Linked DNA regions of Homo sapiens: region 2 is linked to region 1. Evidence: chromatin loops called from intact Hi-C (ENCODE). Cell type or tissue: endothelial cell of umbilical vein. All regions are shown on one strand. Each heading gives the region's core, and the rest is flanking DNA. Links, peaks and the distances in the headings are about the cores only. Region 1 has its middle 8.2 kb from the start of LINC02820. Region 2 overlaps LRRIQ1 (leucine rich repeats and IQ motif containing 1).

Region 1 (15,985 bases), core at 4,624-12,623:
ATCTCATGTAAAATAATACCTGATAAAGAAGGAAATGCACTGGGGAAAATGTCAAGATGCCAAAGTCGTCAGGTAAATATTGAATCAGGGTGTTCTGGGGAGTTAACTGCTCTCTCTCTCTCTCCAAAAAGCAGTGGGCAAAAACCCTGTTGCTGAGAATTTATTTTCAAGCCTCATTTTTGTTTTTGTTTTTACCCTTTGATGTTTTAGTGAATTTCCACTCTGTTAAACAAGGGATCTTTTAAAATAACCAACATTCGCATGAGATATTTGGGCATGGTTTCCTGAAGCCACATGGCTAAAGGTGATAACTGAAGTATTCTGGTGTGATTGAAAATATAGTCATGGGAGCGGACTTTATAAATGTCATTTTTCCAGTGAAGAAGCCAGCATAGACTCAATTACTTAATCATCACAAACAAGAAAAAATTTATAAACCTTGCTGTTGCTTTTAAACTAAGATCGTGTTGATTAAACTGTGCACATAAACCACTAATTAATACTACACTGAAAGTAACATTTTCTGTTAAAGCATCAGCGAGTTGGAATTTATATGTATTTTGTGGGTATGTGCATGCTTACATGCATGTGTGTTTGTTTCTCAACATATTATGCCTTAAGCATTTTTTGCTACTGTGGTTTTTGCATAGAGAATTAAAATGTCAGAAAGCTTTCTAAAATTTCTGTTGGAAAAGAAGAGAAGAAAAATACGTTGCATCTGGAAAATTGCTAACCCCTTTGATTTACTTCTCCTCCCTTTACCCTGTCACATTCCAAGCTTTTTCAGATGAGTGAAATGTCAACCTCCATGAAAGATTCTTAAGTTCATAAAGGCAAAGTAAATTAATTGAAATGAAGATGACTTCCATGGCTCAGATTAGAGCTGAGCTCTTTGTACTCTGTAGAATCTTCTTGTGGTTCCTGCAGACTTTAGGAATATGCTTGGGAGCTCTAATGGCTAAAGGACGAGAATAAATGAATTTTAAAATTAAATTTTGGAAAAAGTACTTAAATCCCGTAAGTGTATCTTCTTAGTGGGAAAATATTTATAGCAATTAAACATCTTTTGTAATAAAATTTTAAATCAAGCTGATGATAGAAATGAGTAATGTCCTAAACAAACATTCCCTGACTTCATAATACTTTATTCTTTATTACTTTTGTGTTCCCTTTCTTTATTTTTGTTTCTAAAAGAAATGTGTTCAATTTGGCTGTGAGAATTATGCTTTCATGCAAGATCTTTTGTTAAAAGTCTATTTAGGCAGCTGTTAAATATCCTTTTTGGTTTTAGAAGAGAATGACTTATTTTCATATATATTCATATATGTGGTTAATAGGAATTTGTGAACTAAAACTTAAAACAAAAAGGTAAGATTTTCTTTTCAAAAATTTCACAAATTAATAGTGTTCATTTTCATTTTCTTCCTCTTTAATTTAAATTTTAGTATCCCTTGGCTAGTACCATATATTTTTCAAATGAGAGACAGAAGTCATATTGTCAAGTTCAAATTTCATTTTCTTCCTCAGTTTTTCTAGTCTTTTTCTCCTTATACTTAATAATTAGGTAATAATTAGTTGGAGCTTCTATAACTATTTTTTCAATTGAAACATCTTTTTAATTAAGGTTTTACATCTATAATTCTCTGTATAATTCACATATTTTAAAAACATAGATGAAGGACTATTTGCAATAATAAAATAAGTAATGGAATCATAGTTCTTGTCCTTTATGAGTTCACAATCTTCCTGGACAAACACATGCCTGAAGTTTTTACCCTCAGCCATGCCTCAAATTGTATTATGGCAGTAAGAATCTCATGAATTTTCCTGTGTTAACATTCCAACTTCCTTTTTTACACAGTGAATTTTTATTATGTATTCAAGTTGCCAAAAATAAATAAAATGAACTTTTGATATAATAGGGTAAGATAAAGCTAAAACAAAGTACATAAAATGAATTTCCTGAATTTTCTCTTGCTCCTTCTGAATTTAAGTTTCAATACTAGAATTCATATTGATGTTATATACTTTTCTTAAGAGAAAAAACTAAGGAACATTTTACTTACTTTTATTTGGGCTTATTATTGATAGTATTATTGGGAGTTTTGGTACAATAAGTAATTTGAACCACATGGACATTTGTTCCCATGGCTATCTCATCCCCTATTTGCCCCTTCCATACATTTTCCTTGCATACATGGTTTAAAAGATGCTTCTTGTACTCTTTTTCTTGAGCAACATGGTTAACCCTTGAACCTCATGAGGAGAGATAAATTTATGGGAAAATTAGGTAAGGTTGCAGTTTCTTAAGGATAAAATGAAATTTAAGAAATGGTTTATAAATTTTTGAAAGTGTCTTATTTATTTGTTATGAATATTAAATAGTAAGTATTTTATTCTTACATAATATCTTATGAAAGTAGAAAAATAAAGTCACTGCAGTCTTTGCCCTGAGTCCTGACAACATATCTTAAAGGAATAACAGTTATGTAACCTATATAACCTTGAGGAAACTCATGAAATTGTGTGTATAAATTATGGGAATGTATTAGTTTCATCCTTTCATCTGACTGCTTATTTTGCCTTCAAGGGAGGGATAACAGGCAGACCATTTGACTTAACACAGTTCCTCCCAAGATGATATGCAATTGTTTACTTTTTGTCTCTTTACTTTCTTCTCTCAAATACCTTTGGACTTAATACAGTTCTTCTCAAGACAATATGCCATTGTTTTCTCTTTGTATCTTTACTTTCTCATCTCAGACACTTGGTGCTTGTTGTGATTGCCATGGTATAATTCACATATCACCTCTATCTGTGTGTGTGTGTGTGTGTGTGTGCGCGCGTGTGTGTGTGTGTGTGTGTGTTTTTCGGAGTTTCGCTCTTATTGCCCAGGCTGGAGTGCAATGGTGTGATCTCGGCTCACTGCAACCTCTGCCTCCCAGGTTCAAGCGATTCTCCTGTCTCAGCCTCCCAAGTAGCTGGGATTACAGGCGCCTGCCACCATGCCAGGCTAATTTTTTGTATTTTTAGTAGAGACGGGGTTTCGCTATATTGGCCAGGCTGGTCTCGAACTTCTGACCTCAGCCTCACAAAGTGCTGGGATTATAAGCGTGGGCAACCACGCCCAGCCTCCATCTGTTTTATGTAATGCTGTTCTATATATAATGCTATAGTTTTAGTTAACCAGCAACTAAAAAAATGCCTTGGATGAAATAAGAAGTGAAAAGATCAATTACAGTGTTTATATAAGCTTTGAAAATTTTAATTTCCTAAATTTATCAGTGGCTCTTATTTCTGTCTTTCAACATTTAATTCAGATAATATTCTATACAATAAGTAATTATGTTAGCATATTTTGTATTAAAATATTTGTCACTTATACTACCAAATATTTTAGGAGAAAAATTTAAATGATCTTATTTTTAAAATTCCAGTTGGTGGTGACCTCTCTTTTCTCTAATTAGAATGTAAAAATATATCTTTATTACTTAGCTCATAATTGTTCTCTTTAACCTATTTCTACTTTTAAAAATTAGGCATTTAAAACTTCAACAGATATTATTTCCTTATAGAAATTCATATATTGCATTGACTAAGAAGTATGACTTTTTGCAAGATAATCTACTTATTAAAGTGATATATTAAATAATATTTTAGCTCTTGGCCTCTAAGTCCTATTATATATATTTTATATACGCCAGGTAGTATTAAATAATTTCACTGGTGGTCAAATATGCAAATGAAGTCATAAATGAAATACCTAGCAGTACAGCTCCATTTATGGCCCAAAATCTCAAAAATGATTAAATGTGATATTTTATAGCACATAGTAAATGCTGAAAGAGGTTTTTTTTGTTTCAGTAATTCTCTTTATATAAGCATATTGTCATTAATCTTGGAAATGTACTGCAAGATGGTGAACAATGCTTCAAGACAGGAACTAGCTAATTCTTCAGTTTTACTGAATAAAATAGTAAAGAGCTGAAAGAAGCCCTTTTAGTGCCTTGTTATTCTTAGAATTGCATACCACTAAGCGTTTTCCATGTCCAAGGGGCAAATAAATGATTTCACTTGAAAATTTCATCATGACTCTATTTTATAGTATGTTTTTGATTTTTTTTTAAAAAAGAAACTTTATGTACTGAAGTTTTTTCATGTGTCTTCACATAATGTATACTTGCAATATTTATTTTACCTGTTTACCTTGAGGTAAAATTTAAAGGCTTAAGAGAATAATCCAGAACAATTGTTAGCATTGTCAAAACATGACAGCTTTTCAGTAGGAGGCAAAAGGACCCCCCTACGAGCTATTTACACAGTAAATAGGAGAGGATGCCTGTCTGAATATAATTTAGAGTTTCCATGAACTGAGATGGAAACTAATTAAATCTTTATTTTCACTAATACCTGGAATAAATCTTAGCATTTTCTTTCATTTAGTATATAGACAATAGATGTCAGTAGTATTCGCAATACCTGTGAATTTGTCCCCAATAGAAAGAGTAGATATTTTCATGAAGTTATTGTAGATTCCTTGCAATAACTATAATTAAAATTCATAATTTGATTAAGGCAGTTTTCAAACATGACTTCAACATTGACATAGTTTTAGCTCTGTTACTGGCTCTTGTTGATCTGTCATAAAGATGCACAGATATCACTACATCGAAGAGTTAGTTTTGTAACTATTTGGATGCCTCTATTTGAACATACTTGGTTTCGCTCCTAAGCCTATGCATTTTCTTTTACTTAAAATCATTTTCTAAGTAAGAATTCACAGACTTTACTGAATTGCCAAAAGTGTTCGTAGGATATTCTCTTTTGCCATTATTTTCACTCTGAATACGTTGACTATTTTTAGGGTTTTCCTTCTTAATATTTAGTCCTCTTCCTACCTCACTAAAAAAATATTTCTAAGGTGTTTCTATGAATATTTTTTCCTGACTTTTTTTATTTGAACCAGAAAACATATCCACAAGGGTAGCTCCTTTAAAAAGTTGCATAAAGTTTTAAATTAACAGAGCACTTTCATATTTATTTTCTCACTTGACTTTCACAGTTCTGTGACAGTGGGTATAATTATCATCTCCCTTTCACATTATGAAGAAACTTAGGGTCAGAGAGTATAAGGATCTCCTGTCAAAAGCATCTCCTGCTGCCTCCTTATCCTGCAGACTTTTTTTAAGCTATGAAAAAAAAATAATTTAGATATGCATTTTAAAAGTATTTTATTGTATTCTGTGAAGTACTTAAATGAAATTCCTTTAAAATAGGCTTTAATTTTTCCTTCTGTTAAGTCAGTGTTAGACTTCTTTCTCTTCATTTATGAATTTTTAAATTCAGTTTTGCTCAATATACCAAACATTTATTGACAACCCACTTTGATCCAAGACCTTAGAGAAACTAACATGCTGGTTGGGGAGACCAGAGAGTCAAACAAATAATTACAGTATGACATGAACATGTCTCAAGCAAAATGCTAGTGGAAAACAGGTAAGAGATTAATTAATTTAATATTTTATAGGTCATGGAAGAGTACAGAGAAGAGATGACATTTGAAACAGACCTTGAAAGATGAATATGAACTTATAGAAATGACATTTTCTCTCTTTTTTCTTTTAAATAGAACCCAAATAAGTTTAGAAAAGCTATGTTCATGCTAGTTAAAATATTTGTAATCCTTTAAGATTTGTATCATTCCACAACTTTTCTCGAATTTTAAATATTTCATTTTGTTTTTATTATTATGTTTATTAACTGGACCAAAGTTCTCAAGCTCAACAGAAAAATGTTTTTTTATTCAATAATTTTTTTCAAGTTTTCTATAATAATATTAATTTAAACAAAATGTGCTGAGCTCATACTACAATGTACTATGCCAGCCATGGAGGTTATGAATAAATTCAAGCCACGGACTTTGTTTTCAAGGAATATTCACTTTAGTTGGATGGGTGACATTATTGAAACTTTCATAATATGAAAAAATAGCATACATATTTTAATAGATCTATATATATAATGTATAACAAAAAGTGGTAAAATTATAAGTGCACTTCAAAATGCACATCTGTAGAAAGCTGATAGTAAAGTTCAATAAGAATAAGGTTTCACCCTGGTATATCCCTTGATCTCTGACCAAAAAAAAGAGAGAGAGAAGATTTTGAGGTCATTACAGGAAAAATACTCCCTACTCCATGAATGGGAGAAGAAAAAGAGGCAGCTGGGTATTGCTTTTGTGTCTTTAATTTAACTCTTTGCCCCACCTGGCTAAAGTCTGTCTCACTTTATACAAAACTGTTTTCTAAATTGTATAAGCCGAGTTTTAATGGAGGAATAGGTATCTCTTATCTAAACTCCTCTATTCCCAGCTGTGATATTGATTGATGTTTTTAAAGTCCTGAGGAGCTACCCTTGTGGATATGTTTTCTAGTCCAAAGAAAAACAAGTCAGGAAAAAGGGAATCATAGGAACACCTTAGAAATATGTTTAATGACCTAGGAAGAGAACTAAACGTTAAGAAAAGAAACTCTAAAAATAGTCAATGTATTCAGAGTGAAAATAATGGCAAAAGAGAATTTGCTAGGCTCATGTAGTTACATGATTCAGATTAGCATTTGTAGCTGTGTGAAGATTTCATAGATTTAAAGTTCTTCACGTGACGTTTCCATTGGCTTTGGCTGAAGTCACTATTTGGCAGAACAGAATCAAGATTCTGATGCCAGATATGTCACCGATGATCAGTTCCATCTCACCTCGCAGTTCTCAGAGTTCAAATCAATTCAGCAAATATTTATTGAGTGCTTATGGCTGCTGACTTTTCTAAGTCAGAGAAAAGTAATGAGATGTTAGTAAAATGTGACATGTCTCGGGTTAGACAGCCACAGATATAGAAAGCCACTATCATCATTGCTATTTTAAACCAAAAGTTTAATTAGATTGCATTAATAACACCAATAGTGTACATTGCTTCGAGTTACCATAATTTCCACACTGGATTCTTATTTTTAGCTACAGAAATCACTGGATATGAACTGAAGTCCCCAAGGCTTGACTTATAGGTAAAAGAACACCATCCCTCATCTAGCATCAGTTATGTATATTTCTAACAGCTCAGCTGAGGGACAGCATTAAGCCATTATATAAACTAATTGGGTTAATTCTGCTCTGGAATTTAGGCAAATAATGTAACTGAGATAAACAAAAGGTCACTTATGCATCTACTTGTACACATTTATCTACACTTCTTATTTATACTACTAAATGCTTAAAACAACACTAGGCTATAAATTTGCCTTTTCTTTCTGATTCTCTTGGCAGGGTTTCTTACATGCTTGACTTTTAAAGAGTGGAGATCGGTCTCCTCTCAAATAAATAAGAAAGCAGTGGAAGGAAACAACTGCAGCTACAAAGTAGTTCTAACCCATTAAACGCAGATGGCCCACAGGGGGTTTAATCATCAGGAGCGAACACACATCACACTGAAATATAGAGCTGTTTTCTATCACTTGTTACCATTTGAATGTCTGTCTCAAGAAAGTGAATTCCATATATCTTCCTGGCCATCAGTTGCCCTTTGAATACTCCTCTCTCTGATGTAGCTAGATTTCTCTTCAGAACTTACTGAGATGAATGAGCTCTTGCCACACGTAGAAGTGAAAGAAAACATTTCTTTCTTTGCCAGAACAGATGAGATTCGTCATTAGGAGAATGGATTTGACCTTGTAAAGTGGACCAAAGCAATTAACAAACAAATCCCTTTGGGGCAGATTGAGTTTATTCTAGTCCTTTAACAGAAGCTTTTTTTTTTTTTTTAGTACTCCACAGCAATCTTGTAAATTCATGGAATCTGAGCACAACAAAATCGAAAACACGGAATTGAAAAAATCATCTTCTATTTAAGCCTTTCCATGTAAGAGAATTTAAAGGACACTTAAAAAAAGGCACATAGGTTTATCCTCAGATACCATATCAACAAGTCAAATTAGTCAAGAAATCAAGAAAGAAAATAGATAAAACCAATTTGATAGCATCATATAAAAGAAAAACTAGAGATCAGCATTAAGGTCTATTGCAAAATGAGGAAAAACCCAATTTTAGGGCAATTTACCGTACCTAAGGGAAAGATTAATTGTACTTTGCGTCTCATACTCATTGTATGAGCTTCTTTAATATATTTATCTCTTATTGATGATGTCCCTTCTGTAGTGTCTTTCCCAGGCTTTTTATCTATGTCTTGTTCTTTTTAACTTTATTTTCCGCTTTCCTGGAGCCTATACCTAGCTAAAGTCCATTCTTCAAGTTTAAAGTCTTATGTGACATTCATGGAAAGAGCAGCTACCAATTCGTTGGACAGCACAGTAAGTAAGCAGCTTTCTTACTTTCCCTAGAGTACGTATTTAGCTAATGCTATTAAAGTGAATGACACAATCTTGAGTAAACCCAGCTGATAAACCCCATGGAAGCTGCTCATCTACCATGGGCCTGCAACACTTTGGCCTTGCTCTTTTATTTGTCTTTCTGAGTTTGTAAACCATTCAGCAATTTTGACACTTAGATGCAAATTGAAAGTTATTATTTTAACCCCTAAATAACCTAGTCAGTTCAAAGCATTAATAAAAAAGCATTTCTTCTTTTAAAATTTTGTACTTGTATTAATTTTTTTGTTTTGCAAAGTCTGCTTTTTCAAAATCCAAAAATAGGTCAAAGGAAAGATATCAGACTAGCAAAAGATCTGAGGTCTCAATATATTTGCAAACTTTTGGGTGCTTTAAAAATTTTATTATTAATGAGGAAAATATTAAATCCACTTATTTTTAATTTTTATTTCTTTTTACCAGTAGGTGGCACTGCACAGATGTAAGAGATATTTACATTTAATGTGATTTAGGGGACAAGAGAATCATCAGCAATGCTAGCTGGTGTGAAATTCCCTCCAATAGAGTTAGCTCTTAAAGTATTGTATCTGGGAGTCCCAACAGTTGTATAAGGGAAGAACATAAATTTATTAACACTAATTTTATTGATCAAACACTATAACAGTGCTCACTATGTGACAGATGAGTAGGTTCTCTTATTCTCCTATTCAGGTAAGAAAACTGAAGCACAGAGAGGTTAAGATTTCCGGATGTCAAACTTCTAGTGAGATATAGGACAGAGATTGGAGCTAGGCATTTGAGCCAGTCTGCGCTCTCTGCTTTGTTCCCTCTTACCTCACTAACATGAATCACTCATCCATCTATTCAGTGATTTCTAAGGAGCTAACTCGAAGACATAGAGTATTAAAACTAATACACAGTCCAATTAGAAAACCAGAGAAGTACTAGGAGCATGGGGGTAATCTTGAGGAAAGCGAAGGAGTCCTTAAGAGGAAGGGAACGTGTGGGTCTCCCTTCTAAAGAGCAGAGCTATATATCTGATCACCTACTTGTGCTCACAGGCACACCAGATATTAGGAGGCTGAAAATGGAACAAAAAATCCCAACCTACCCCTGCTTTTGTACAACATATACATACAGTTAATAGACTATATTTTCAAGAACAGTCTCAGGTTTACAGAACAGTTCAGTAGAAAGCAGAGAGAGTTTTGTTTACCTCTTTCTATTATTAATATTTGTATTAGTGCTCTACATTTTTACAACTGATATGACTTTATGAATACATTATTGTTAAATAAAGTCTACAGTTGACAACAGGTTTCATTCTTGGTGCTGTACATTCTATGGGCTTTGACAAATATATAATGACGTGTATTCACCATTATGGTAGCATTCAGAATAGATTTACTGGCCTAAGGATCCCCTTTGTTCCACCTTCTTTCCTTCTTCCAAACCTTTGACAACCACTTATCTTTTTACTGTCTCTATAGTTTTGCCTATTCCAGAACGTCATACAGTTGTAATCACACAGTATATAGTCTTTCTAGATTGGTTTCTTTCACTTCATTTCATCTGAGTTTTCTCCAAATATTTTCATGACTTGGCTCATTTTTCATCACTGAAAAACACATTATCATATGAATGGATGTAACACAGTTTATCCATTCATATTGAAGGACATCTTGGTTGCTGTAAGGGTTGGCAATTATGAATAAAGCTATTATAAGCAATCATGTGCAGATTATTGTGTGGACATAAGATTTCAACTTATTTGGGTAAATTACGGGGAGTATGATTCCTGGATCATATGGTAAGAGTTTGCTTAGTTTTATAAGAAACTGCCAAAATGTCTTCCAAAACGGTTCAATGATTTGGTATCCGCCCCAGTAATGAATGAGACTTCCTCGTGCTCCACATCCTCTCTAACATTTAGTGTTGTCCGTGTTTTGGATTTTAGTAATTATAAAAGATGCACAGTGGTATTTCATTGCTTTAATTTGCAATTCACTGATAACATGATATTAAGCATCTTTTTATATACTTGTTTTATATCTGTATATCTTCTTTGGTGAGGTGCCCAGATCTTTTACCCATTTTTAATTTTTGTTGTTGTTGTTGTCTTTTTGGGTTTTAAGAGTTCTTTGATATTTTAAATACAAGTTCTTTGTCAGATATACGTTTTGCATTTTTTCCTTATTCTATGGATTTTTATTTCTTTTTTTTTTATTATACTTTAAGTTTTAGGGTACATGTGCACATTGTGAAGGTTAGTTACATATGTATACATGTGCCATGCTGGTGCGCTGCACCCACTAACTCGTTATCTAGCATTAGGTATATCTCCCATTGCTATCCCTCCCCGCTCCCCCCACCCCACAACAGTCCCCAGAGTGTGATATTCCCCTTCCTGTGTCCATGTGATCTCATTGTTCAATTCCCACCTATGAGTGAGAATATGTGGTGTTTGGTTTTTTGTTCTTGCGATAGTTTACTGAGAATGATGATTTCCAATTTCATCCATGTCCCTACAAAGGACATGAACTCATTGTTTATGGCTGCATAGCATTCCATGGTGTATATGCGCCACATTTTCTTAATCCAGTCTATCATTGTTGGACATTTGGGTTGGTTCCAAGTCTTTGCTATTGTGAATAATGCCGCAATAAACATACGTGTGCATGTGTCTTTATAGCAGCATGATTTATAGTCCTTTGGGTATATACCCAGTAATGGGATGGCTGGGTCAAATGGTATTTCTAGTTCTAGATCCCTGAGGAATTGCCACACTGACTTCCACAATGGTTGAACTAGTTTACAGTCCCACCAACAGTGTAAAAGTGTTCCTATTTCTCCACATCCTCTCCAGCACCTGTTGTTTCCTGACTTTTTAATGATCACCACCATTCTAACTGGTGTGAGATGGTATCTCACTGTGGTTTTGATTTGCATTTCTCTGATGGCCAGTGATGGTGAGCATTTTTTCATGTGTTTTTCGGCTGCATAAATGTCTTCTTTTGAGAAGTGTCTGTTCATGTCCTTCGCCCACTTTTTGATGGGGTTGTTTGTTTTTTTCTTGTAAATTTGTTTGAGTTCATTGTAGATTCTGGATATTAGCCCTTTGTCAGATGAGTAGGTTGCGAAAATTTTCTCCCATTTTGTAGGTTGCCTGTTCACTCTGATGGTAGTTTCTTTTGCTGTGCAGAAGCTCTTTAGTTTAATTAGATCTCATTTGTCAATTTTGTCTTTTGTTGCCATTGCTTTTGGTGTTTTAGACATGAAGTCCTTGCCCATGCCTATGTCCTGAATGGTAATGCCTAGGTTTTCTTCTAGGGTTTTTATGGTTTTAGGTCTAACATGTAAGTCTTTAATCCATCTTGAATTGATTTTTGTATAAGGTGTAAGGAAGGGATCCAGTTTCAGCTTTCTACATATGGTTAGCCAGTTTTCCCAGCACCATTTATAAAATAGGGAATCCTTTCCCCATTGCTTGTTTTTCTCAGGTTTGTCAAAGATCAGATAGTTGTAGATATGCGGCATTATTTCTGAGGGCTCTGTTCTGTTCCATTGATCTATATCTCTGTTTTGGTACCAGTTGTTTTGGTACCATGCTGTTTTGGTTACTGTAGCCTTGTAGTATAGTTTGAAGTCAGGTAGTGTGATGGCTCCAGCTTTGTTGTTTTGGCTTAGGATTGACTTGGTGATGCGGGCTCTTTTTTGGTTGCATATGAATTTTAAAGTAGTTTTTTCCAATTCTGTGAAGAAAGTCATTGGTAGCTTGATGGGGATGGCATTGAATCTATAAATTACCTTGGGCAGTATGGCCATTTTCATGATATTGATTCTTCCTACCCATGAGCATGGAATGTTCTTCCATTTGTTTGTATCCTCTTTTATTTCCTTGAGCAGTGGTTTGTAGTTCTCCTTGAAGAGGTCCTTCACATCCCTTGTAAGTTGGATTCCTAGGTATTTTATTCTCTTTGAAGCAATTGCGAATGGGAGTTCACTCATGATTTGGCTCTCTGTTTGTCTGTTGTTGGTGTATAAGAACGCTTGTGATTTTTGTACATTGATTTTGTATCCTGAGACTTTGCTGAAGTTGCTTATCAGCTTAAGGAGATTCTGGGCTGAGACAATGGGGTTTTCTAGATATACAATCATGTCGTCTGCAAACAGGGACAATTTGACTTCCTCTTTTCCTAATTGAATACTCTTTATTTCCTTCTCCTGCCTAATTGCCCTGGCCAGAACTTCCAACACTATGTTGAATAGGAGTGGTGAGAGAGGGCATCCCTGTCTTGTGCCAGTTTTCAAAGGGAATGTTTCCAGTTTTTGCCCATTCCGTATGATATTGGCTGTGGGTTTGTCATAGATAGCTCTTATTATTTTGAAATACATCCCATCAATACCTAATTTATTGAGAGTTTTTATCATGAAGCGTTATTGAATTTTGTCAAAGGCTTTTTCTGCATCTATTGAGATAATCTTGTGGTTTTTGTATTTGGCTCTGTTTATATGCTGGATTATATTTATTGATTTGCATATACTGAACCAGCCTTGCATCCCAGGGATGAAGCCCACTTGATCATGGTGGATAAGCTTTTTGATGTGCTGCTGGATTCGGTTTGCCAGTATTTTATTGAGGATTTTTGCATCAATGTTCATCAAGGATATTGGTCTAAAATTCTGTTTTTTGGTTGTGTCTCTGCTGGGCTTTGGTATCAGAATGATGCTGGCCTCATAAAATGAGTTAGGGAGGATTCCCTCTTTTTCTATTGATTGGAATAGTTTCAGAAGGAATGGTACCAGTTCCTCCTTGTACCTCTGGTAGAATTCGGCTGTGAATCCATCTGGTCCTGGACTCTTTTTGGTTGGTAAGCTATTGATTATTGCCACAATTTCAGATCCTGTTATTGGTCTATTCAGAGATTCAACTTCTTCCTGGTTTAGTCTTGGGAGAGTGTATGTGTCGAGGAATTTATCCATTTCTTCTAGATTTTCTAGTTTATTTGTGTAGACGTGTTTGTAATATTCTCTGATGGTAGTTTGTATTTCTGTGGGATCGGTGGTGATATCCCCTTTATCATTTTTTATTGCGTCTATTTGATTCTTCTCTCTTTTTTTCTTTATTAGTCTTGCTAGCAGTCTATCAATTTTGTTGATCCTTTCAAAAAACCAGCTCCTGGATTCATTAGTTTTTTGAAGGGTTTTTTGTGTCTCTATTTCCTTCAGTTCTGCTCTGATTTTAGTTATTTCTTGCCTTCTGCTAGCTTTTGAATGTGTTTGCTCTTGCTTTTCTAGTTCTTTTAATTGTGATGTTAGGGTGTCAATTTTGGATCTTTCCTGCTTTCTCTTGTGGGCATTTAGTGCTATAAATTTCCCTCTACACACTGCTTTGAATGCATCCCAGAGATTCTGGTATGTTGTGTCTTTGTTCTCGTTGGTTTCAAAGAACATCTTTATTTCTGCCTTCATTTCGTTATGTACCCAGTAGTCATTCAGGAGCAGGTTGTTCAGTTTCCATGTAGTTGAGCGGTTTTGAGTGAGATTCTTAATCCTGAGTTCTAGTTTGATTGCACTGTGGTCTGAGAGATAGTTTGTTATAATTTCTGTTCTTTTACATTTGCTGAGGAGAGCTTTACTTCCAAGTATGTGGTCAATTTTGGAATAGGTGTGGTGTGGTGCTGAAAAAAATGTATATTCTGTTGATTTGGGGTGGAGAGTTCTGTAGATGTCTATTAGGTCCGCTTGGTGCAGAGCTGAGTTCAATTCCTGGGTATCCTTGTTGACTTTCTGTCTCGTTGATCTGTCTAATGTTGACAGTGGGGTGTTAAAGTCTCCCATTATTAATGTGTGGGAGTCTAAGTCTCTTTGTAGGTCACTCAGGACTTGCTTTATGAATCTGGGTGCTCCTGTATTGGGTGCATATATATTTAGGCTAGTTAGCTCTTCTTGTTGAATTGATCCCTTTACCATTATGTAATGGCCTTCTTTGTCTCTTTTGATCTTTGTTGGTTTAAAGTCTGTTTTATCAGAGACTAGGATTGCAACCCCTGCCTTTTTTTGTTTTCCATTTGCTTGGTAGATCTTTCTCCATCCTTTTATTTTGAGCCTATGTGTGTCTCTGCACGTGAGATGGGTTTCCTGAATACAGCACAGTGATGTGGCTTGACTCTTTATCCAATTGGCCAGCCTGTGTCTTTTAATTGGAGCATTTAGTCCATTTACATTTAAAGTTAATATTGTTATGTGTGAATTTGATCCTGTCATTATGATGTTAGCTGGTTATTTTGCTCGTTAGTTGATGCAGTTTCTTCCTAGTCTCGATGGTCTTTACATTTTGGCATGATTTTGCAGCGGCTGGTACTGGTTGTTCCTTTCCATGTTTAGCGCTTCCTTCAGGAGCTCTTTTAGGGCAGGCCTGGTGGTGACAAAATCTCTCAGCATTTGCTTGTCTGTAAAGTATTTTATTTCTCCTTCACTTATGAAGCTTAGTTTGGCTGGATACGAAATTCTGGGTTGAAAATTCTTTTCTTTAAGAATGTTGAATATTGGCCCCCACTCTCTTCTGGCTTGTAGGGTTTCTGCCGAGAGATCCACTGTTAGTCTGATGGGCTTCCCTTTGAGGGTAACCCGACCTTTCTCTCTGGCTGCCCTTAACATTTTTTCCTTCATTTCAACTTTGGTGAATCTGACAATTATGTGTCTTGGAGTTGCTCTTCTCGAGGAGTATCTTTGTGGCATTCTCTGTATTTCCTGAATCTGAACATTGGCCTGCCTTGCTACACTGGGGAAATTCTCTTGGATAATATCCTGTAGAGTGTTTTCCAACTTGGTTCCATTCTCCCCATCACTTTCAGGTACACCAATCAGATGTAGATTTGGTCTTTTCACATAGTCCCATATTTCTTGGAGGCTTTGCTCATTTCTTTTTATTCTTTTTTCTCTAAACTTCCCTTCTCGCTTCATTTCATTCATTTCATCTTCCATTGCTGATACCCTTTCTTCCAGTTGATCGCATCGGCTCCTGAGGCTTCTGCATTCTTCACATAGTTCTCGAGCCTTGGTTTTCAGCTCCATCAGCTCCTTTAAGCACTTCTCTGTATTGGTTATTCTAGTTATACATTCTTCTAAATTTTTTTCAAAGTTTTCAACTTCTTTGCCTTTGGTTTGAATGTCCTCCCATAGCTCAGAGTAATTTGATCGTCTGAAGCCTTCTTCTCTCAGCTCGTCAAAGTCATTCTCCATCCAGCTTTGTTCCGTTGCTGGTGAGGAACTGCATTCCTTTGGAGGAGGAGAGGCGCTCTGCGTTTTAGAGTTTCCAGTTTTTCTGTTCTGTTTTTTCCCCATCTTTGTGGTTTTATCTACTTTTGGTCTTTGATGATGGTGATGTACAGATGGGTTTTTGGTGTGGATGTCCTTTCTGTTTGTTAGTTTTCCTTCTAACAGACAGGACCGTCAGCTGCAGGTCTGTTGTAATACCCTGCCGTGTGAGGTGTCAGTGTGCCCCTGCTGGGGGGTGCCTCCCAATTAGGCTGCTCGGGGGTCAGGGGTCAGGGACCCACTTGAGGAGGCAGTCTGCCCATTCTCAGATCTCCAGCTGCGTGCTG
Region 2 (15,985 bases), core at 6,931-14,930, 160 kb before region 1:
TACCACAGTGAAGAAAAGAGATAAGATCCCTGACTTCATAGTATTTACATTTTATTTGAGGTAACAGACAATAAATACATATATAAATATATAGTAGAAAATAAGATATTGAAAATTACTGTAAAAATTAAGAAAGTTTAAGATATAGAGCATAGTGTTTAATTGGTTGATCAAGAAAGGCCTGTGTAAGGTATAACACTTTACTAGAGATGTGAAAATAAAGTGAGGGAATAAGTTTCATATAAACAAAACAGTATACTATTTTGGGCTAAGTGTCAGGCAAGTATGTAAGGCTTGAAATAGGAAATCAGCGTAATAAAGGAAGAGAAAGTTTACAATAGGTAGACTGATTAGTAAAGGAGAAAAAATAGAGAAGAGAAGAAATACAAAAGTAGCCAGGGATCAGTCCACATTAGGCCTAGGATATGATGTCAAGCACTTTGGATTTTATTTCAAGTGTGATAGAATGTTATTATTGGGTTTCAAGTAAGGGAGTTAAATATTGTTCATATTTTAAGTGGATAATTTTGTTTGCAATGCGGAGATTACTTCATGTGACCTATCTTTACCCCTTTTCCATTGCCATCACTTTATTTTAAAATCATCTTAAAACTTCAGATGATGTAATTGAATTGTTTTGTTTGTTTGTTTTTGTTTTTTGTTTTTTTGTTTTCTTTTTTCTTGCTTAAATTTTTCTGTATACAAAACTTACCTGACGAGGATTTCCCTTTTTTCACTGATTTAGTTGAAAAAAATAGTTGCCTTTAGGATTAAAACTTCTGGATTTTTAAGACATATCCTTATGTAATTATATAAAATCTTCTCAAACTTATTTTTTCCTTTCCTGCCAACAATGCTTACAATATGGCAGACACCATGCTTAGTGCCAGGATAGGTAAATAGACAGAAAAAACATAGCTCTAAGTTTAGGGAATATCAGAAATATATTAGAATGTTTTCAGTTAATTATAATTTTTATAAGAGGAGTAAATATAAAATTATCATGATAAATTAGCCAGGATCCAAAAGCCTAGATCAACTGTCCATGAAATATTTCCTTAGATTGATTTGTTGCCTCTCTGAAATGTGATTTCATTTAACAAGTGATTAACCACGAACACTTACAACCAAGAGTCATTTTATTTTAGTTTTGTTAAGTATAGTTTACCCTAATTTATTAAGTGCCAAGAACTATGAGGGATCTGAGATTTTATCCTACATGAACTCTAACAAGTTAGGATGCTGATAGAAGGAATGAAACTTCAAGAGACAAATACAGTTATTACCTGTAACAGCAGGCAGCAAGAGCTTCATGTACCAATTCTCCTTTTCCCCCAAGTTCCATAGGAGGAAATCTGAAGAATGTCTTCCTAGTAGTCTTGAGCCTAGGATATCCCATGTCTTCTAAACGGCTGTTAGCAACCCTGCCCATCCTGTGCTCCACAGAAAGTTGTTATCTTTATTACACCAGACAGCAAACAAATTTCTGCCCTCTACTCCAAAGGGAAACACAGTCTCTGCCTTCCCATTCTGTTAGTTTTATGAACATCTTTGGAAAGATAGTCTGTAACAAAATCTGTCGTAAGTCATGCAGAATTGTTAGAGATCCATGGAGAATTGTATCCCAAAAATATCCATCCCTTGTTTTTACATGAGAAATTTTCTAATAAGTATACTATTCCAGTGGCCACCCTGAATAATCTGACAGGGGCTGGGACAAAAATCAATTAGATTTGCCTCATGGTTCATGCAATTAAGGTTACTATCAATAGTCCAGGTGTTTTCTCCTTAATTTTTAAATTGATCTTCCCAATAGGCTTGAGACTTTAATCCAACTATAGCTGGACTCCTTCTTTTCCCTCAGGAAGGAATTACAGGACAATTCTGCCATCCAGAATAACCCTGGTCAGCGAGTTGAAGCTGAACTGAATGCTTTCTAGGGCTATAGTGCTGTTGACTTAACACTTAAAAGTATGTTATGACCACCACACCTTCTAGGTGGTAATTGTCCACCCCATGGGATGACTGAGGATGGGGATGGGGAAAATATCCACATCTGTTTCACAAGGGAAGTACAACATCTGGGGCCATGCCCTGCTGTCTTGATGGATTTCTTAGTAAACTTAAGATAAATTACTATGAAATTCTGTTCAGAGCCCCTTGGAAGGGGATGGCAGGTCCATTAGTAAGTTAAATTTAAGGTGCTTGCAGCAGTTTGGGACAGTCCTGCAGAAGTTTTGTTTTTGTTTTTGAAGGAGGCTATAGGGGCAGTTCAAAAGATAAAAATCTCCCTCTTTCATGCTTCCCAGGATTTAAGGTATTCCTTTCAAAGATTCTGGTTTTTTGTTCTCCACCTACTCCCTCAAAATTAGGGTGTTACATTTCAATAGTTATAACTTCACCATTTTTCTAATCATTCTGTATTAACACTTAGACCTTTCATCTTGAAAGTTCAGGAACAAGGAACAAGTGCACTTTTATAAACCATAACTAAGATTAGTTTGAATACTCTTACTCTTCTTTTGGCCAGGCTGTACCTTGTTTAATCATTCTGGCCTATACTCGCTGTTAGAGAAAAGAGATACTCATCATACCCAGGAATAGTCAGGATAGAATCCTGAGTTGTCCAAATAGATCTATATTACCTTCCATGCATTTTTCCTAATCATTGCCTAGGAAGTGACTGCAAGAATATGATATTTTTTGGGAGAGAGCCATGCTCACTGATAAAATTGCTTTATATAGATGTGTCGATAGAAGGAGGTGATAGAGGTAGGCGCAGACTATCAGTTCATTGTTGATTAGCTTGTGTCACAACTGTCACAATCAAATGGTACAGAAAACTGAAAACTTAGGCAACTAATTTCAAAGGCCACATTTGTATGGCCAAAGCCAGCTGATGGATAACCTAAAAGATATTAACAGTGGCAAAGATTTGAAGGTGTAGTGTAGTCAATTTTCCAACAGGAAGGGGCAAAAATCCACGAGATGAGAGACATCCTTCACTATAAGACAAATGAGAAAATTTTTCAGGAATCACAAGTCTGATATAAAAAGTAGGTCTACCTTAGATATAAAGTTAGACCCAATCAGTTACTTGATTCCAGTCATTCTTATTAGGGAATGGGCCCTTACCATAGGCATCTGTATGAATAACACAGACAGGGCTATAGGCAGCTGTGATTTGTTTTCCCTGTTTGAGGGCCCAAGTCATGGTGTCTTTGGCTTTTCATGTGGCAGACCCAACTGTTAAGCCATTGGCAACAGTCCAAGAATCAGCTTGCTTTCAGCTTAGCCAAACCATCACTGAACCAGGCTCAAGAATTTAAGCGAACTTGGGTGAATTGAGGTCCCTGTGAGACATCAAATTTGGTTCAGGCAGTGAAGTGGAGATGAGTATTCCCTGAGATAGATAGCTGCTATTTTTTTTTTTTTTCATGAGAAACCGAATGCTACTGAGGCACATTTTTGAGTATACCATTTTCTTTTTACAAGTGAAACCTTTTGGGACCTTCTCACCTTGTTGGTCATTGAATTCAAGTTGTCCCACCCAAAATGGGAATTATCAAGCCAGTGAGTCACAAGAACTCTAAGTGCCAGTCATTTAGTTTCTAAAGGAATCAAATAGAACGACAATAGGTGCTTTTCCATAGGAGTGTACCTGATTGCTGTATCAGAAAGGCTGCAAATCCAAAACCAGAAGTGATGTCTCCAGATGAACACTGCCTCCATTGCCAGTTACAAATCTATCCAAGTTCAACTTCATTTTCAATACATAAGTAATAAGTACATTTGATAATAATTCTCAAGTAGCTAGAAAGCTTTCCAGATCCTCGGTTGTAATTTAAAGAATATCTGAACAGAAGGCTTTCTTTTTTTTTTAAATGTATTTATTTATTTTACTTTTAGTTCTGGGATACAAGTGCAGAACATGCAGATTTGTTACATAGGTATACGTGTCCCATGGTGTTTCACTGCACCTATTGACCTGTCCTCACAGATCCCTCTCCTTGCCTCCCCACCCACCAACAGGCCCTGATGTGTGTTGTTCCCCTCCCTGTGTCCATATGTTCTCATTGTTCAACTCCCGTTTATGAGTGAGAACATGCAGTGTTTGGTTTTCTGTTCCTATGTTAGTTTGCTGAGGATGATGGCTTCCAGTTTCACCCATGTCCCTGCAAAGGACATGATCTCATTCCTTTTTATGGTTGTGCAGTATTCCGTGGTGTATATGTACCATCTTTTCTTTATCTAGTCTATCATTAATGGGCATTTGGATTGGTTCCATGACTTTGCTATTATAAATAGTGCTGCAGTAAACATATGTGTGCATGTGTCTTTTAGTAGAATGATTTATATTCCTTTGGGTATATACCTAGTAATGAGATTGCTGGGTCAAATGGTATTTCTGGTTCTGGATCCTTGATGAATCTCCATACTGTCTTCCAGAATGGTTGAACTAAATTACATTACCACCAACAGTGTAAAAGTGTTCCTATTTCTCCACAGCCTCACCAGCGTCTGTTGTTTCTTTACATTTTAATAATTGTCATTCTGACTGGTGTGAGATAGTATCTCATTGTGGTTTTGATTTGCATTTCTCTAATGATCGGTAATGTTGAACTTTTTTTTATATGTTTGTTGGCCATGTAAATGTCTTCTTTTGAGAAGTGTCTGTTTATGTCCTTTGCTCGCTTTTTGATGGGGTTATTTGTTTTTTTCTTGTAAATTTGTTTGAGTTCCTAGTAACTTCTGGATATTAGACTTTTGTCAAATGGGAAAGTTGCAAAAATTTTCTGCCATTCTGTAGGTTGCCTGTTCACTCTGATGATAGTTTCTTTTGCTGAGCAGAAGCTCTTTAATTTAATTAGATCCCGTTTGTGAATTTTGGCTTTTATTGCAATTGCTTTTGGCATTATCGTCATGAAGTCTTTGCCTATGCCTGTGTCCTGAATGGTATTACCTAGGTTTTCTTCTAGGGTTTTTATGATTCGAGGTTTCACATTTACGTCTTTAATCCAGCTTGAGTTAGTTTTTGTATAAGGTGTAAGGAAGTTGTCCAGTTTCAGTTTTCTGCATATGGCTAGCCAGTTTTCTCAGCACCATTTATTGAACAGGAGATCTTTTTCCCATTGCTTATTTTTGTCAGGTTTGCTGAAAATCAGATGGTTGTAGATGTGTGGTGTTATTTCTGAGGTCTCTGTTCTGTTCCATTGGTCTATGTGAGTAGAAGGCTTTATTAAGCAACAACTGAAATTTGTATAAATTTGCAGTGGTAAGCATGATATATTAACATACATTTTAAAAAACAGTGGTATATTTATAACTCCTAGCCAATTCCTCCTGACATTTTGAGATTTTATTTCCCTCAGCATACTAGGTAATGCCAAATCTATTTGATATTAATAAGCTTGAGTACATATAAATTCGTTGTCTTGGTAACATATTTTTGTTGCGATTATATAATTACCAAAAGCATCTTTAACATTTTATATAAAACCTTCTCTTTATGCTTCTAGAAATTTCTAAGAGATAGTAGTTAAATAATTGTTCTGGGATTCTATAAAAGTTTCTATAAACTTTCTATTCAGGAAAAAAAGGTATTTTCAAAGTTTTCTGTACTTTTAAATATTAATTAGAAAATGTCAATTTTATCCAGACTTTATGTAGCCTTTCCAAGGAAGAGCACTCTATCAACATCTCTATGATGTGGCAAAGAAGTTTATTGTGCTTTGTGGGATCTTGTCCTGCTGAAGAGAGAAAACAGCTGGATTTCTAGAGAATATAAAAAGTAGATGGTTTGGCAGGTGTTTAAGAAAACAAAAATTTTAAAAAGGCTGTTTGTATAAAATCAGTGTAAGAGTCAGGCAACTTGCCTGACAGTGCTGGTCGTTTTCCATAACCACTCCTCAGGTGGCATGTTGCCTTTGTAATATTGTCTCCTTCACATTTTCTCATCAATTTAGCAGTTTTCAGCAGAATAAAAATACTAATTCAATTATAGCTGATATACTGGCCCTTGATCTTCCCTGAGATATGACTGGATTTTCCCTTGTCATTGAAAAGAAAAAACAAAAAAACTCTAAGTTCTAAATCCTGTTTACAATTTTACATCAAATAAAAATTTCCATCCCCACCTTATTTTAACAGAAAAGTCATTAGATTTATTTGTCATTCATGATGAGCTAAAGAGAGAATTCTGATTGTATAAATCAGTGGGAGTTTACTGAGTTACTAGCCTGATTTAACAAGCAATCAACATAAATGGCTTAAATACATTAGAAATAAATGGCCGTATCTTTTTTTTCTGTAATTTTCCAAAAGTACCAAAGCATATGTGTTTCCTTTTATTTTAGAGTCTCCTTGAACTGTAGCCATTGTTTCTAGATTGCCATTTTCAACCCTTTTCTTTCTGTGAGGATGAGAAGGAGGAATACTCATGGCTCTGGTGAGAGAGCTTTGTCTCTCTCTGCCTCTCTCTTTTTCCAATAACGCATTTTTTTTAACAAATATTGAATTATTTACAAATACTGAAATTTGAATTTTTAATTGACAAATAAAAATTGTATATGTTTATTGTGTAAAACATGAGATTTTGAAATATGTATACATTGTGGAAAGGCTAAATTGAGCTTATTAACATGTGCGTTACCTCACATAGTTAACATTTTTTTTGTGGTGAGAATGCTTAAAATGTATTCTCTTAATGATTTTCAAGAATATACTATATTGTTATTAACTATAGTCACCATGTTGTGCAAAAGAGCTCTTGAATTTATTCCTCTCATATAACTGACAAATAGCAATTCTTCAACCAAATATATATTAAACCATATATAACTATGATATATATATATATGTATATGTTAATATTCGCTACCTAGAAGAAATTTAACAATTGATCTGTCTAGCAACTGAATAGAGGCACACTATTTACATAACATTCAAATGGTGCAAGTTTGGTTAGGTATCCTAAGACTAAATTTCATTAAGTGAAATTCTGTCATTGCACTACCTGCCTGTAGTCAATATGTCCTAGGCCTGCCTTTCCAATGGTCTTTCAAAAGGCAGTCAAGACACACTGTAATTGTGTGAATGAAAAATTGCATTTACATCCCCTCAGAATAAATTATTCTAGTTTTAAATCATAAAATGTTTGATTATTTTACAACCTTTTTTAAAAAAAATTGGTATTCTAAGCATCTTTTTTCCCCCAAAAAATTACAGAAACATAGAAATTAATTCTAAGCCATATTATATATTCAATCAAGTAAAAATCAGATAATTACATCCTAAATTATACAACACTAATATAATTAGCAGGTTCCATTGTGGAAAGATAGAGTAAATTTGGAAATTCCATAAATTGGAGAAATATGTCTTAAGAGAGGGAGTTTAAAACAGGAATTTCCAAATTTGGGCTTAAATTTATAATTTTGTTTTTTGAACAGTTGAATTAGAGAATATAAATCAGGGACCATGTTCCTTGTATTGTTTAATTCATTGCCACAAAATGTGGTTTTTTTACTCTATTCAGAAAATTTGTGAAAATAAAAAAAATTTAAGAAAAAGCTGGTTTATAGACTTTATAGAAAAATTGACACTAACATATTAAAATACTATAAATTTTCAATAGTGATGTCTGTAGTGTAAGAGCTAAAAAAATGACTTTACTCAGTTCCATCTAGATTTGGCTCAGAGTCATAGTTATAAACAGTTAAATACACTGAAGAGTCTGCACCTCATTTTTTAGAGCATTCAAATATCAAGTTTTCACTTTATCCAAAACTTAGGGATGAAAAGTCTTATCCCATTTTTAGCATGTTTTCATTAAACAGATGAATATCATCTCACAATAGTAAGTAGAAAATTTCCTGTAAATAAAAATTCTGATATACTTTGTCAACATTTGTAGTCTATAAGATGAATTAAAAGAAACATTGTAAAAGTTATGTAAGCTAAATTACATACATTTTAATATTATTTGTGCAGGCTGCCTTAGAAGAAGAATGGCTAGCATTAGATTCCACCCGCTTCCCTTCACAAACACTGCTTCTTTCAAACCAGCTGCATTGGCCAAAGGTAACATGTCATGGAAACTTCTGAGTCCTCGATCTTTGCTCATTTCTTAAGGTTATGCTATGTTGCAGTGATTAATAATACAATTTATTGACTTGAAAAACATAATTACTTTTAGAAGCCTCTGACTTCCTCCTCATCCCCAGATGTAATTTTTCATGTAGCTTTTCTTTCATTTGCTCCTTTTTTTCTTTATTTTGGATTTCTTTCAACACTTTATTTCACAGTAGCAAAAGAAAAAAAATGATATGCTTCAGCTGCATATTTGGCAGTAGACTAAAATCACTAGTTGACAGCACTTTAAAAATACAAAAATATGCATTAAGAGGGCAACAGCTGAAGATTTTCAGTCAGAGGTCAATGGACTGCAATATCTGTTATTTATTTGATAATCTTTGAAGTTTTAGTTTTCTGAGATTTTTAAAGATCTTTGCAATTAATCATTTTCTATGTGAGAGCTATCCCAAAAAGCATAATTTCCACCACTACAACAAAGGACATGTATAATATATTACATAAATTTCATTTTATTATAATTTTAATTTTATAATGAGTTTCCCTTAGGAGGCTATTTGGTAATATGCATGTAAAATAATACAACATAAATGCTAGGATTTTTTATTTTACTTCACACTTATTTACTTTTTTTGTGAAAAGATTCCTGGAAACTTAAAATGGGATGATACTTCATTTAATTTACCAAGTAATCCAGCTCAAGCATGGTTATGTAATGACAAAGAAAATTTGTCTTCTTCAGAACACACACAATTTAATAGCAGGTAAGCTAAACTATTGTTTTAGAGAATCAACTTGTGAATGACAACAGTATTACATATCATACAAAAGTAGTACAATTATAAAACTAGATGTGAATTTACTTGTTTAGGAAACAGAATATTTAGTGTTAAAAACATCATGGTCATGAAGAGTTTTCAGTGTAAGGAAAATGAATGAAGTAGGTACATTAAAGCAACTACAAAATTTATATGTCAGGGAAACAATGTAATTAATTATTGTAAACAAGTGGATCTTTAAATACTATATAGGTACAGATAATGATTAGACTAAAAATTCCAGTGCTATGTTACTTTTCACAAAGGGATTGAAATATGCTTCAAGTAATTGAAATGTAAACATTTTAAATTAATGGCAGACTTTTATTGCCTTTCAAGATAATGTTTTTTGCTAACTTAGATTTTATTTCCAAGTTTGAGACAACATAAACAGTTTGTAGTTTTAAAAAGTGCTGATATACTTGTGTTGATTCAGTTAAAAGTGGTTTTTTTCTATTGCCAGATCAGAAAATAAAACTTCTTCCTGGACACCTGAATCAAAGACCAGTAGAAAGAGTTTGCTAAAATCTGAAAAAGAAAAAAAAATTTCAGAAGAATGGTATGTAGTCAATTTGACACTAATAAATTAAAAAATTGAGAGATTGCTAAAAGTCCAAGACAGATACTTTTCAAGATTTTAAGAATACCTATATTAGTTTTTTATAAATTGTCCATCCAATTTAGTTTCTTAAATGGGAATTCACATTTATTTTAGTATGCTATAATTCAGATATGCATGTCTATTTTTATATGCATATCTAAATATGATCCGGGTATTTGTTTTACCTTTATTATATTTAATCTTTTAATAGGGGCTTTAAGGATATTTCTACTGCTCAGCAAATGTTGAAGAGGGCACAGAAAATGAAATCGAAGAAACTAAAGAAAAAAATAGGTGAGTAATTAGTGCTCTTTGAATAATAACTGTGTATGGAAAATTGAAGATAACTTCTTTAAAATATATTTTATAAATTATGTTTAATAAGAACAGTAATCAATTCACAGATGACTATGTCTAAGATACTCTGAAAAAAAATAAAACTTAAGAGAAAATTATGCTATGCCATTGAATGATTTATACTCTTAAACACTATTTTTACTTTTTCGGCTCTTTCTTATATACTTTGCTATTGATTGTTCTAGCTATTGTGTACTGAGAATTATAAGTTGTTTTAAAACTGGTTCATTTTGGCAAATGTTGACTCTAAAGAGTATCTGTTTCACTCCTTAGTCTTTTGCGTGCTTTTAAATTGCTTGATTATTCAATAAATTGTATAAATTTATCAGTTCAGTGGATTTTAGCTATGAAGACTTCACAACTTAGAATCTTGGAAAAGCAAAGTTTATATATTTTATGATTTTGTAGGACTTGCGAAATGTTCTAAAGCATCTTTTATTCTATCCCACTTACAAGGCTACTCTTTAAATCATTTGTTTTTCTTTGGATACCTCTAATCATTTTAGTGTAATTACTTAATATATGGAGTCAGAGAAGAAATATCAGGATATTATGATATCTTTAATTAAAACTATTTAAAATAATTGCATGTAACTTTATATATAACTGTAAATATTTACTCATATAAATATAAGAACATGTATTTCTTTTGTACATCAGTTTTGTTTTCTAAAGTTCTTACTGTTAGTAAAAAGTTTCCAAAAAAGACCAGTTACTCATGAGCAGTGCAATAAATGTATACTTTTCCTATAGATCTAGCTTATGTAATCATATGAAAAAATATTTCATAAAACTATTTTTATCTTTTTCTATTAATTATATTTTAATTATAATTCAGTAAATTCTAAGAACCAGATATAAATATAACATTTTAAAACAAGTAAATGTTGCAAAAGTGCTTTTGATTTTCAAGGAATAACTGATATTTATTGGCACATCACTGACTAGCCATTGATAAGTTACTGGTGATTCATTTTTATATTCTGAAGTGTTCAACTTGCATACCTTATTGTTATGTTAGTGATATCTTAATTTTTTTACTTTTTTGTGATAACATTTTTATTGAGTAGTAAATTTTTTCAGGTTTAAAACATTAACATTTCAAGCATTTTTAAAGAAAATATAAACACCTTGCTTTTTAATTTGTTTGTACCTCCTGCACTCTCATTTTGTAAGCTCCTATTAAGTTCATCAGGCTTCTCTGAACTGAATGCTATGTGGTGGTTACCCAGTGAAATAGTAACTCCAGACTCTTAACGATAGTGAGATTCTCTTTCAGTTCTCTAGATATAGAATCTAGTAGTGTAAATCTGGTAGTGTAATAAACTCTATTATTGCTTTGATGTCTATTTCTACCCATCTTCAGCAGTATCAAAAACATTCTTTAAACAACTGTTTTGAGAATAATAACAATTTCTGAAACTCCTGGGGCAAGTTCAAATATCAGAGGTGGTTTAAGAACTGATTCAGCCAATATTCAACAAATAATTATGACATAGTTGTATTCAAGGAATTTTGCTAGGCCCACTTTTAAAAGTATTTGTAATGTTTGCAATAAATAGCCTCCAGTAGTGAAAGCAGAGGAAAAGCTTAGCTTGTCAGACTTCCCATATGATTCCGTCTCTGGGAAATATATAGGTCTTTCTTGCCAACTCTTGTAATTGAGGGTTTTGTTGGGGGTGAGAACATTTTTTATAAAGCAGCATAGCAAGTGTTTTAGCAGAGGATTCAGTAAGGAATATATGCTAGTACATAAAAATCATTGCTTTAATGGCCACGACTAGAGATAATTATCAGGCAAAAATTAAACCTCTTTTATCAGTCACAAGGGGGCATGACAGGGTAACAAATGAAAGAAAGTAACCAGACATCCAGCTTAATGACCACATCTTTAACTTAACATTTTGGGTTAGGTTAAAATCCTAAATGGCAATTGTATAATATTTATGGGGACTGTTACTCCAATAACATGATTATAATCCAAATTGCATTCTTATTACCGTGTAAGGTTTTGTATCTCTATGTATCACTTTTGTTTTGCTTTTTTTATCAATATATTAGAATAATGAAACAAAACATTTTATGTTTAAAACATGAACGCTGAAATGTAAAATTTAGTGATAAGTTTTATACTCTTCTCACTTTTTTCATTCTATTTTTCATTCACAACAGATATACAGATTAGAAACATTAAAGAGAGGATTAATGGTGAAAAGCATGAAAAAGAAAATCTGAGAGATATTTTCTAATCATCACATTTTGTCTATCTTCTGTTCAGTTGATGATGTAGAACTTATTTCATTTTGTATCTGTGAGCAAATTATTTAAGATTCTGTGCCTCAGGTTTTCTTCTTATAGAATAAAAAATGTTCAGTACTTTTTCCAGTTTTATAATTCAATCGATCTGTGATATACCATTAACTTACTTGCATCTGTCTCAAATAATGACCATAATTTAAATTTTTACTCACTAATGAGTTAAAACAATGTTTTAAATATCTAAATTTGGTTAAACACTGAAAGATTTACTAGCAGTTTTTAAATATACTTGGAGATACATATCTTACATAGACAACTTGCCAACTTGAAATTTTTAAGCCACTAGAGAGCAACATCGTCTATAAAACTGCTGCGAGACTAACTAGATCTACGGGAGTGGGGAGCATGGCAGGAGGGGTGTCAGAGAATACAAACAATTAATTAATGTAATAAATTATGGCCTACAATCTAACAAAGTAGTAATCCTCAAGGAAATGGAGCACAATTGCAAGAAGTATGGTAGCTTTAATTCAAATTTCTGCCACAGAAAACCTTAGAGCGCTCAGTAGCAAGCACTTCATATTTTCTGTTTGTATTTTGTACATGTTTTTATCAGTCAAGGGATATGAGTCAATAATATTTTATTTATTTAAGATGAAAATGAAAATACAGCAAAAAGCAGAGGGTCAATTAATTTAAGAAAGTAGAATGTAATGGAATCAGTTGCAGAGAGAGGGAAGAATATGAGGAAGCTCATTTATGAAGAGGCAACAAACTGAGCGAGGAAAGATGTGGTATGGGCAGCTACTAGGGGAGACTTAGTATCGATGACTTCTATTGGTAGAAGTGAGACCATCTGATTAAAAGAGGAGGAGGGTGGAGAAGGAAGAGGAGGAATTGATTGAAAGCTACACGGTAAAATCTAAAATTGTGAGGAGTTATCATTACTTATACAGTTTATGTTTGGGTTATAGTGGTTGTTTTTCCTAGTGAGTAATTGCTTTTAACCTCTTGATTGGCATAAGCTTGAACCAATAATGACTGGTCTTGTATTTCTGGGTTTTATTTGTTTGTTTGTTTGTATTTATTGTTGCTTCATACACAGAAGCAGTTTCAGAATTTGGTGATCTGTGTTGAAATTTAGCAGATATCCAGGGAAGTTTAGAATTCAGTAGTGCAGTGAAGAAGATCCTGTGTAAGGTGAGAGTTACTGGTTTATTGAAAACATGCAGGGTCAATAATCTCACAACACTGAGTGTAATTGGTAGCAAGACTGAGATGAGGTGGATGCAGAAAGGGAGTGGGTGTTTGGTTTTGATGTGGAGCACTCCTCAGAGTGCTCAGAGAGAATGGGGTCTGAGTATAGGGATTTTGGTGGAGATTAGCTGGTAAGAGGTTTAAGGAACATAGTACGAAGACCTAACATGGATTTTTTGCCAGGAATTAAGCCAGCATTAAAAAAAGGCTAATTTTTTATGTCAAGTAAACAACTCATGGGCTATAGCAAAGCCATCAGATTGCAGAATGATAATAAATGTAACTAAAGAATGTTAAGGGGGAGGGACCAGCAGGGAATAGTATAGACAAAACTCTACCAAAATGAAGTTTATTCAAGATTTATTTTGTTTACCACATCAATTTTCAGAAAGATTTTACAAGAATTTTGATCAGATGTTACTGTGTTATGCTCTCAACCACAAAAAATTAATAATAAAATTCATCTGAATAGTAAAATCCTTGAGGGCTGAAACACTCTTGACATCTCAGACCTACTACCACCATGCCTAGCACCTGGTAGATATCCAATGAATGTCAATTGACTAAAAAAAAAAAACTAGATAAAAGTCACTAATATACATTTTACAGTATGTGTGTGCATTTTAGTCATGTAAATATATGCTTATATTTGGGAAAATTTAAATTAGTAAATAGTACTCCTTTTAAGATTATGAAATATTGCTAGTTATTCAAGCTTATTTTACAGCACTGCTATACACCTTATTTTACACCTGCAAAAAATGGGTAATAATAACCAGATTTGTATGTAAGAAGAAAAATACTAAAATAAAACAATGAGATAAATTAGAATTATAGAAGTTGAAAAGGGATTGTACAAGGAATTTAATAATATGGATACTCTAATGCTTAACTAAAATTATATTATTTAAATGAAATAATAAACTGTTAAGTATAGAGATGCATGCATAATAGGGACATGGTTACTTACCTAGGGGTTTCTTGAAACATTTTTGAACATCTATTTAATACCTATTTCCCCAACACTGGGCAAGTCATTGCTGGGAGATAAAAAGATTTATGTTTATAAGGCAACTTACACCTGCTGTTGATTACCACAGAGGAGTAGACTTAAGTGTACAAAACTGACTTTATAATGAATAAAAACGTGTAACAAACTATACTGTTTACAATTACCTTATCCCTTGGCTTTTTTTTTAACTGGGTTGTGTTTTTATTTATTTATTCATTTTTTTATTGAGGTAAGAATACTGCATTATTACCAGTGGTATTTTCAGGGACTATCAAAATCAAGTGATTTTTTTTCTATCTAAAAGTACTATGTTTCTTACTTCTTATAATTATCCCTTTGCAATTTGAATTAATTCAAGATTAAATCAATTTATGCTGATGCAATCAGAATGACTGATAATGTAGCACTATTGCTCTTGGAGAATAAAATTATTTTGAGTAACTTTAGCTAGATAACCTTTCTAAATATTTTGTACATATTAAATTATTTGACCTTGATAATAGTATGAGGAAAGTATGATTGTTTTATTATTTGGCCAAAGAAATGCCAAAGAACTTATAAAATATCCATAGCTTCTGTTCAGTGCACTGTGTTAAATGAAATGGAGCCAATTATGGTTCTATGTATTTTTATATATTGCAGTAAATTTTATGAAGAATGTAAGTTTTTTTTCTAAGAATATAAACTGGAAATGTTTCATTGTTGATGTCATAATTATGTCTGTGGTTGAGAACCTACACAAATGTGTGCATGGGACTGATTTTTTTTACACAAATGATCTCATTAATTTGTACAGTACTACTAGTACTTCAAAAACAATATTACTTCTGTTGGACAGAGGAAGAGACAGAAGGTGAGAACAGTTTTTCCGGAGTCATACAACTAGTAAAATTTGGCACTAGGATCTAACCCAGGTCTGCTGAATTGTTTGTGATGTTGTCAGAAAATACATAGATCAAATAAAAAGGCAAGAAGAGCAAGAGAGTAGAGAGATGGTTATAAGACACCGAACAGTTTGCAAGCCCATGGTAATGTCTTTCCTCATTGACTAATTGTTCTTTGACATGTCATTTTTTTTTGTAAATGACTTAGATGATATATAATACTTATTTTATGAAATATATATACACAGATTTTATTATTCTTACTGATAGTTCATATTGAATTCATAAGAAACATTTAATAACACCTGAGATTACATATATTAATACTTATGAAATGTACCTAAACATTGTCCAACATTTTCCCTAATCTTGAGAAATACAATCATTGTGAAAAATGTAAATCATACTTAGTAAAGATGAATTATTACTAGAAGACTAATGGAAATTGTCAGGTTGCTCATGCTGGAGAATAGCTATGCAAATACTATTTATTTTTGCTACTTTAGCATTTAATTAAAATATGTAATTTGGTATTTACAACATTAAAAATCTTGTTTCTTAATTTGATATGTATAGTCTGCATTCACAATCTATTTTTTGTAATATTAATAGATCTTGAATATTCTTGTCTTTGAATATATGGAGAAAATTTATACATCTTTGTTATCTGAAAATACATTAGGGCAAAGAAAAACCACTATTT

The links. A loop is a pair of places that touch in the nucleus more often than their neighbours do. Peaks named below come from ENCODE experiments on the same cell type or tissue, not always from the same donor. Only the 100,000 strongest peaks of a DNase experiment are listed, where the experiment ranks them.
Region 2: it touches region 1 in a loop (4-fold over the local background); 4 of 110 quality-filtered maps call a loop at or near these places.

Annotation. Positions count from the first base shown.
Region 1 is chr12:85,301,830-85,317,814 of GRCh38, forward strand. No RefSeq gene overlaps it. Among named protein-coding and RNA genes, the nearest start is that of LINC02820, 8.2 kb to the right of the region's middle. RefSeq lists an enhancer at 15,710-15,985. In endothelial cell of umbilical vein, for the core only: a CTCF peak has its summit at 8,827 (motif pointing right); no DNase peak of the experiment used is centred there.
Region 2 is chr12:85,144,288-85,160,272 of GRCh38, forward strand. It overlaps LRRIQ1 (leucine rich repeats and IQ motif containing 1), which reads left to right. Exons shown (of 27, transcript NM_001079910.2): 20 at 7,993-8,082; 21 at 8,737-8,858; 22 at 9,376-9,471; 23 at 9,725-9,807. Among named protein-coding and RNA genes, the nearest start is that of LRRIQ1, 120 kb to the left of the region's middle. In endothelial cell of umbilical vein, for the core only: no CTCF peak of the experiment used is centred there; DNase peaks (open chromatin) are centred at 11,704 and 12,504.